Linked DNA regions of Homo sapiens: region 2 is linked to region 1. Evidence: chromatin contacts called from ENCODE Hi-C or POLR2A ChIA-PET data. All regions are on one chromosome and are shown on one strand. The core of a region is the stretch at or near the end of the contact, and the rest is flanking DNA. Distances in the headings are between cores, read along the strand shown. Region 1 has its middle 23 kb from the start of SERPINB1. Region 2 has its middle 3.1 kb from the start of MIR4645.

Evidence for each region. A loop is a pair of places that touch in the nucleus more often than their neighbours do. ChIA-PET counts read pairs that join two places held with the same protein, here RNA polymerase II (POLR2A). Pooled maps may share reads with other maps.
Region 2: a loop to region 1 is called in a pooled map, with 5 times the contacts of the local background. The contact joins two enhancer-like sites. A Hi-C loop is called at or near these places in 10 of 168 maps with a recorded cell type or tissue (Caco-2, HCT116, HepG2 and 7 more), 1 of 37 single-sample maps with no recorded cell type and 12 of 50 pooled maps. POLR2A ChIA-PET finds 5 or more read pairs at or near these places in 25 of 52 experiments (A673, AG04450, BJ and 19 more).

The regions. Positions count from the first base shown.
Region 1 is chr6:2,816,371-2,820,816 of GRCh38, reverse strand. No RefSeq gene overlaps it. Among named protein-coding and RNA genes, the nearest start is that of SERPINB1, 23 kb to the left of the region's middle. Within about 2 kb of position 2,121, at least 9 of the 41 ENCODE cell types and tissues checked have a DNase peak (open chromatin) inside an H3K27ac peak, as active enhancers do; they include PC-3 and endothelial cell of umbilical vein, where a contact is called at or near this core.
Region 2 is chr6:2,855,040-2,859,280 of GRCh38, reverse strand. It overlaps the pseudogene SERPINB9P1. Among named protein-coding and RNA genes, the nearest start is that of MIR4645, 3.1 kb to the right of the region's middle. RefSeq lists enhancers at 123-702, 3,888-4,017, 4,078-4,137. Within about 2 kb of position 1,625, at least 23 of the 41 ENCODE cell types and tissues checked have a DNase peak (open chromatin) inside an H3K27ac peak, as active enhancers do; they include PC-3 and endothelial cell of umbilical vein, where a contact is called at or near this core.

The DNA of each region.
Region 1 (4,446 bases), core at 872-3,371:
AATGACCAACTACCCTTGTGAAGAAAGTAAATCCTTTAGGACTAAAGTTCTATATTTGGCTTTTAGGTGGATACGAGTTTGTAGCAAATTCTAGCCATCTTTGGTTTTTCTTTCCCTAGCCTGCTGTTTTCTCTTGGATGTTAACAAACCCTTCTAGATATGAGCAATCCAGCACCAGTTAAGCAGGAAACCATTCTCTTCCTGAACAGTTGAACCACAGTTTTGTCATGATGATCCGTCAAACTCTCAGGAAGGCCTCTTTGCTTGTTACTTTTTAGAAAAAATAAAAGCTTACTTTTATTATATGTCAAAATCAGCACTGACATAGAAAACCCCAGTGAATAAAAGCCAAACAATTGCTTAATTTATTTTGCTAAGAATCACCAAGCCAGCAATCAAGTGGATCATGGGAGGAAAGTAAAAACCCTAAAGAAAATGAAAGGTGCCTGTGTTCCCCCAAACCTACCCACTCCCTGTTTCCTTTGGCTTTAGTTTTGAGCACAGCCCTTCCAAATTCCAATCTGTCACCCTGAGGAGGCTTTGCGTTGACATGATCAACAATGACATTGACATAGATTGAACTCTAAAAGGAAGATAATATCTCATACTACAAAGTGCTGAAGTGACAGGAACTTTTCTAAGTTCTAGGAGCGTATTTAATCCTCTCAACAATCTGATGAATTGGGTATGACCTGCGTCCTCATTTTACGGACGGTGACACTGAGACACACGATGTTAGGCACGTTGCCAACAGTCACAAAGGGCCAGGGTTCAACATAGACTGTCTGGCCCCAAAGCCTGTGCTCTTTTCTTTTTTTAATTTGTATTTACTTATCTATTTTCATCCTTTAAAAAATAATTTTATTTTGGATTCAGGGGTGCATCTGCAGGTTTGTTCCATGAATGTATTGCATGATACTTAGGTTTGGGGTGTGTGTATACCATATTTTCATTATCTAATCCACTGTTGATGGGCACCTGGGTTGAATCCATATCGTTGCTATTATGAATAGTGCTGCAATAAACATCCGAGAGCACGTGTCTGTCTTATAGATTGATTTGTTTTCCTTTGGGTATATACCCATTAATGGGATTGCTGGGTCACTTGGTAGTTCTGTTTTAGGTTCTTTGAGAAGTCTCCAAGCTGCTTTCTACAGTGGCTGAACTAATACACATTCTCACCAGCAGTGTATAAATTTTCCCTTTTCTCCTCAGCCTCACCAGCATTAGTTGTTTTTTGCAAAGTCTGTGCTCTTACCCACTTTACTGCCCCCAGCATAACTCAGGCTGGTGAGGGAGGTGTGACACTTCTTCATGTGCTTAAGGCAGCCTGTGGCAGACCAAAATCTACTACGCATCTTGAAGATTGTTGCTCAGATCCACGTATTAATGTTTCTGAATACTGGAAACTGTGCTCGTGGCTGGGGACCAGGAATAAGTATAGTGGAGTCCTTGCTGGCAAGGAGTCCTTTAACAGAGGAAAAAGACAGGGCAGGGTATGACATAAAGACCAGATTCTATTTGGAGCTGTTGACTCAAAGAGCAAAAGGAGATGGCCGTTAGCGTATCAGACATAGAAGCCATATTCCCCATGGGCAAAAATGAAGAATGTTCTGTAAGGGTCCTTCAAGCTATACCACCCTGTGGTCCTCACTAGTGTTCATGGTCCTGTTAAGGGATGGGACACACTGGCCAAATGCTGGTGATCAAGCCAGCAAAGCTTCACCAGGCAGGCAAAACAAGGTATCTGGCATAATTTGGATACATCACATCACTGCAGTTCATTGTGCTGAGTAAAAATATTACACACAGACCAGGTTTGTAATAAAAACAAAATATAAAAATACAAAAGCCACAAAATGTCCCAGCTGGCAGAGACTGCACTCCAAATGGGAGGGATCCTAGGCAGGAAGCACAGTTCATATTTATGGAACAGAACGGGACAGCTAGATGCTTTGGTTCTTTGGGGGAAGTATTTAGCCTAACCCAATCACAACATATATATTTTCTAACTCAGGGATTCATGAGTTATTTTCATAGATTGCTCATGGTTATTACCGAAGGTTGCTCTGTCTCTTTGAAACCAACCATGTTGCCGGGCAACAGCTTCCTTGTTGATTTCATTTCTCCTCTTATCATTGTCTCAGTAACTTCAGCAAATCTATCCATATTCTGCTCTCTCCCACACAAAATAAAGTCCCTTTACATTCCTGAATTATGAGGCAGCAGAAGTAAAAAGTGATAGATTCATCAAGCTTAATTATAAGATAAGATGCTGGATATTTTACTGCTATTTCTGCAGTCTCAGCTTTGGTTTGAGTTTGAAGCATTATGGGTCAAAATTCCTAATGATTTTTGAAAATGCCACCTGTGAGGTCTGTGGCAGAGCAAGCAGTTATACTGGGGGAAAGCAAAAATAAACTTTCAGCGTTCAGGTTCATGTGCTGTAAGTGATTTGGTCAGAACTGGATTTTCCTGGAGAGCAGGAAGGTTATGATAACCTTTGAATTTTCAACACAAATCAACAAGGCGTGTTTCCTTTTTATAGTGGTAAAAATGTTGGAGGATTTGGGAACACTGAGTGTTTATTGTACCTGAAACCAGGCTCATCTAAGCCAAGAAGAAATGTTGATAGTCTATAGCTGTTCCCGGAGGAGTCCAGTTCCTCTGCTTCCGGAGATCTTGCTTATGTAACTCTGACTAATGCCTGAAATTCCATGGCTAAGCTACACCCTGTTACCTTAAAATCTTGAGTCTTCTTTACTATAAAAATGCTTACTACAGGAATGATGGTCTTTAGCCACCTTTTACATCTTAGTAAAGATTAGTCATTTATATCTTTGTAGGAATGAAGAATCTGAGAGTGAAATATGAGTGGCAAGAAAGACAGAATGAAGGCACTGCACTCTGGATAAAATGACAAAATAACAGGCCTGAAGCACAGACTTTGGAGAAAACACTGGCCCTAAGACTGTCCCTAATTTGAGCACCCTAGTTTTCTAATGACTTACATAAATACCTGAATGCACAGATACCAGACAATACAGACTTATTTTGATTCCTCCTTCTTCTTCACCAGCACCCAATCCTCATCAACCACAAAGCTATAAAGAACTACAGATTCTCTTCCTCCTAAACCAATTCTAGTCCATGCACATAACAAAAGATCAAAATACATCGAGCAAAAACTGAAAGAACTGAAAGAAGAGACAGATAAACCCACTATTATAGTAAGAGATTGTAGTACATGTCTCTCAATAAATGAAAGAACAAACAGACAGAAAATCAGTAAAGATACAGAAGACTTGAACAACACTACCAACCAAATTGACCTCATTGACATGTATAGAACACTCTGTCTATCCAACAACAGCAGAATACACATTTTTCTCAAGGTACATGGGACACTGAGCAAGATACACCATATTTTGGACCACAAAACGAGTCTTAATACATTTAAAATTATACAAATCATAAAAAGTTTTTTCTGACCACAATAGAATTACAATAGAAATCAGTAACAGAAAGATATCTAGAAAAATCCTCTATGTAAAAACCAAACAATGCACTCTAAAGTAACCCACAGGAGAGGAAATGAAAATAAATCAAAAAGCACTTTGAAGTGAATTTAATTTTTAAAGTGAAAAAAATGACATATCAAAATTCATGGTATGCAGCTAAAGTAATGCTTAGAGGGAAATTAAAGTATCAAATGTCTATGATAGAAAAAAGAAAGGTCTCAAATTGATGATCTAAGCTTCTATGCTTAGAAGTTAGAAAAGAAAAATAATCCCAAAGTAAGGAGAAGAAGGAAATAATAAATATAAGAGCTGAAGTCAATCAAATAGAAAGCAGACTAAAAAAATAGAGAAAATCAACAAAGCTAGAAGCTGGTTCTCTAAGAATAGAAATAAAATTGATAAATCTCTAGCCAGATTGAACAGGAAAAAAAGACGCAAATTTCACATATCAGAAATGAAACAAAGGACATCACAAGATATTCTACAGACAATAAGAAAATATAATTACAAACTTTGTACTAACACTAATTCAACAACTTTGATGAATGAGTACATTTATTGAAATATAACTATCAAAGCTCACTAAAAATAAATCAATACCCTAACTATCAATTAAAGGAGTTGAATTTGTAACTAAACATCTTCCCATCAAGAGAACTCCAGGCCCAGATACTTTCATTGCTGAATTCTACTGAAAATTTAAAGAATAAATAATAATTTTATATAAACTCTCCCAGAAAGTTGAAAAGAATGAAACACTTCCCACTAATTATACAAGGCCAATATTACCATGATACCAAAACCAAAGACATTACAAGAAAGGAATACTAGACACTAAGATATATTATGATGCAGATGCAAAAATTATTAGTTAGATTTTAGCAAGTCAAACACAGCAATATACAAAAAGATAATACCTGGTGAT
Region 2 (4,241 bases), core at 376-2,875, 39 kb before region 1:
GACACTTGTCTAAGATCACACAGATAGGAGACTTAAATTTAGATGTTTGATGACGCAGAGATACAGACAACAGGAAGAGGATGGAGGTTAAACCCAAAAGCTCAAGCAAAGGGCTGCTGAGCTGAGCATCTGTGAGGCTGTACTACACTGAAGGGCCTGCATGAGCGACGGTGTGGAGGGAGAAGACCCATAAGACAGTTACCAGAGGGACCAGCCCAGACAGAGAAGGGGCAGGGGACAGAGCCATTCAGCTGGAGCCATACTGAAGAGGAGTTGGAACTTTTTCCAGGGCCATCATTTATGATCAGTGGAGTCACATGATCTCCTTGGAGGCTGGGACACTGCTTAATCCTTTCTCATCTCCCCAGAACCTAACCTGATATTTGGCACTGTAATAGAAAGTGCACAACAAATGTTTATTGTCCAAACCAGCGGGGATCTCTGGCTCCGAGGATGATCTGGCAGCAGAAGGAGGCTGGTTTGGGTGTGGGGAAGAGGTAGGGTGGGTCAAACAGAGGTGGGGCCATGAGAAAGGGGCATTCACTCAGAGAACCACTGTCAGCTGGAGAAAAACAAAATGAAACCAAACTATTTTTCCCAGGCCTTGAGGCAGAACTTTCTTTTTCTAGAAGCCAGATGAAAGAAAGAAGAGACCAGGCATGGTGGCTTATGCCTGTAATCCCAGCACTTTGGGAGGCTGGGGTGGGCAGATCACAAGGTCAAGAGATCAAGACCAGCCTGACCAATATGGTGAAACCCCATCTCTACTAACATTACAAAAATTAGCCAGGCATGGTTGCGTGTGCCTGTAATCCCAGCTACTCGGGAGGCTGAGGCAGGAGAATTGCTTGAACCCGGGAGGCAGAGGTCGCAGTGAGCCCAGATCCCGCCACTGCACTCCAGGCTGGGAAACAAAGCAAGCCTCTGGCTCAAAAAAAAAAAAAAAAAAAGTACAGGAAGCAGAGAGGGGGTGAGAGGAAGGGAGAAACAGGGTGGAAGGGGGAGGGGGAGGGAGAGGGGGAGACAGGAAGAGGAGCAAAGATAGCAATTCTTAAGGCCTGTTATCTATTAGTTACCCTTGCCTTGGCGGCAGACACAGCTGAGTCCTAACGCAGACTTTTCCATATCCCCTCTCCCGCCTCAACAGTGATCTCTCCTCCCACTTCGAGAGTTAATTCAGTGCTGCTTTAGCTTTACGCCCCCATGAAAACAGGAAAACGGTTTGCAGCTTTATCATAACCTTGCTTATGTCTGTTGTTGTATGTCTCAAATACCCTGTCCTCAGGAAGGCCCACCAACGCTGGCCGGCCTCCAAGCACCCGGGCCTCTGCTCATGTACAGCTCCTGAACTGCCCTGCCTCTGAGTTACTGTAAGTCCCCGCCCACTCGAGAGCACACGACCAGTCTCACCCCCAATTTTAAAATGGCAGCCCCCTTGCCTTTATTTATAGACAGGTGCTTTCCAATCCTTAAGTGATTTTTTAGTGAACAGGTCATAAAGTTTCCTGTCATGGCATGAGGTGGAGGGGACAGCCCTCAGAGAGGGGTGTGGGGACCGTGGCTGGCGGTCACATCACACCGGCCTCTCCCGCCTGCAGCCTTGCCCTTTGCAGATGACTCAGGTGGGGAAAGCTCAGAAGGAAAGCCACCAAGTCCGGATGCCCCACCCCACACGCAGAATCTAGCTTCTCAGGGAAAGCAAGAAGGGGATGCTTCAGGGGACTTTGCTGAGGCCAACCTTTGGCATCTTTTTTGAAAAGACATTTGTGTCCGTTTGCTCATTTTTTTCATGATCAAGGAGGGTCCTCCCAGGCTGCCCTTGGCGGACCCCTTTCCTTGTACCCCGTCCACCTTGTCCTCTGGCTTCCAGCGGGTCCACTCCTCTTTCCTGCTTCCTAAACCTCGCCCAGAGCCTGCGACCCTCTCACCCTGGCCCAAACTCCCAGACACAGATTTGCAGCAGCGCAGCCAATGATGTTTTCTTTATGTGACTTCCTGGGACACTGCTTAGTGCCTCCTCCCATGTCTTCCTTGGGCTGCAGCATCTCTCAGGGCTCACAGAGGCCCCTCTAACTCCAAGGGGACTTCTTGGTCTGTTTCACAGGCCAGGAGACGGTGTTCGGATACATCCCCGCTGTATGTTTCATCCATGGCAGTCTGGCCTTCCCATGAAGAGCCTCTGTGTGAGCAAATTGAAAATAGGGCTTCTTGCCCCAACCTTCCATGGAAATGGCTATGGTTTCAGTCTCCATAAAGGTTACTTGCTCTTTTTCTGAAAATCCAAAAGGACAGTGTTAACTCTTTGTACAAATTGCACTGGCCATTTGGTCTTAGCGCAAACTTTTTGGACCATGTTTCATTTTCGTTTTGAGGTGAAAGAAAATATCAAAGCCTCCTAGCATTTTGAAACTCCTCAAATATCAAGTGCAAAACTGCTGATGGGATCAAAGATGCCGGCTAAATTCTTGGCCAATAAGATAAGACTCTTTCCTGTCAACTGACAAGCAATACATGAATATGTGCAGGGTAGCTGATAATCTATGAAATTATCGGCTGGGTACAGTGGCTCACGCCTGTAATCTCAGCACTTTGGGAGGCCAAGGTGGGTGGATCACCTTAGGTCAGGAGTTCGAGACCAGCCTGGCCAACATGCTGAAACCCTGTCTCTACTAGAAATACAAAAATTAGCCAGGCATGGTGGCAGGCACCTGTAGTCCCAGATACTTGGGGAGGCTGAGGCAGGAGAATGGCTTGAACTCGGGAGGTGGAGCTTGCAGTGAGCCAAGATCGTGCCACTGCACTCCAGCCTGGGCAACAGGGTGAGACTCCATCTAAAAAAAAAAGAAAAAAAAGAAATTACCACCAATTACTAACTAGTAACTAATAAGTTACTTGAAATGAACTTGATCCTTGTCTTAAACCAGTGGTGGGGTACAGGAAACTTGAAGATTCTTGAGCTGCAGCCCTGTTTTGATTTGTAGTTTTTGTTGCAATATACACCTCTCTACTAGGCACAGGTGACACATGGGAGCTTGTGTCGACATGTGGGAGCCCTGTACAGGGTCCAGACCTTGAGGTGCCAGGCAGCAGAGCCTGTGGCTGGGAATGGGGGTGCGTGGGGCTTATCTTGGGCCTCACATAGGGCCTCAAAGTTAAAATGTTGAAATTATTTCCTAGTAATCTTACTATACTTAGAGTCACAGAGACAGATACACTGAAAAGACGGACAGAAATTACTTTAATGATAAAAGTTAAGCTCATGTTCCATGAAAGAAATGCCATAAGAATGTTTTCTAAATCCTATGCTTAACTTCGGAATAGCGCAATTAGATTGCATTGCATTTTTGAAAGATCACTTGTTAAATACAAAATTTTAAAACATACCACAATATTTGGCACTTCATTTTCTTTATTAAACAAGGAGACTCAGAAAATCATAGTGGCCTGGGCCCATGTGAACCTCTGTGAAAGCCTCCCACAGGGAGAGAGGACTGGGATGCCATGGTCCTAGGTGGGAATGGGGGGAGCAGTGTAGGCCTCGGTGCGGACCCAATGCTGGGGCCCTAAGGCTCTCTCCTCTTTTCTTCCAGGTGGAAAATGAGCTTATATATGAAGAAGTCAGCGAGTGGACAAAGCCAGGCGCAATGGATAGCAAAGATGTGGAAGTCTCCTCGATTCAAGTTACAAGAAAACCGCAGCATGGAGTCTGCTCTCAGCTGTTGGGGAATTACCGATGCCTTTGACTAAGTCAAGACTGACTTTTCCAGAATATCACCCAAGAGATAGAGCCGTCCCTGTCCAAGTTTGTGCGCTAGCCCTTCATGGAGGTCAGAGAGGAAGAAACAAAGGCAGCTGTGGCCTCGGCGGTCACAGTGTCAGAACGCACAAGCCCCATAAAGAGGTTTCACGCAGGCCACCCATCCCTTTTCATTCTCCAGCAGAACAGGACAGAGAGCGTTCTGTTCTGCGGAAGGTCTTCCACTCTACAAGGCAATCCCTCCAGCTGCTTTGCTGTATTGTGCTGTCTCCTGTCACACTATGAATGCAGTGACCTCAGCCAGCAACAGGGAGAACCCCCCTGCCTCCCGAACAAAGGACCTCACGTGAAATCCTGAGCTCAGAGCTTACAGATATGTGTGCGCTTTCACTTTACATCGGCCGTGACTTCCAAACAACTTCAGGAAACTTTAGGATCTCTGAGGTATACTGGAGATGACAGCAGCGTAGAATGTTCATTTGGA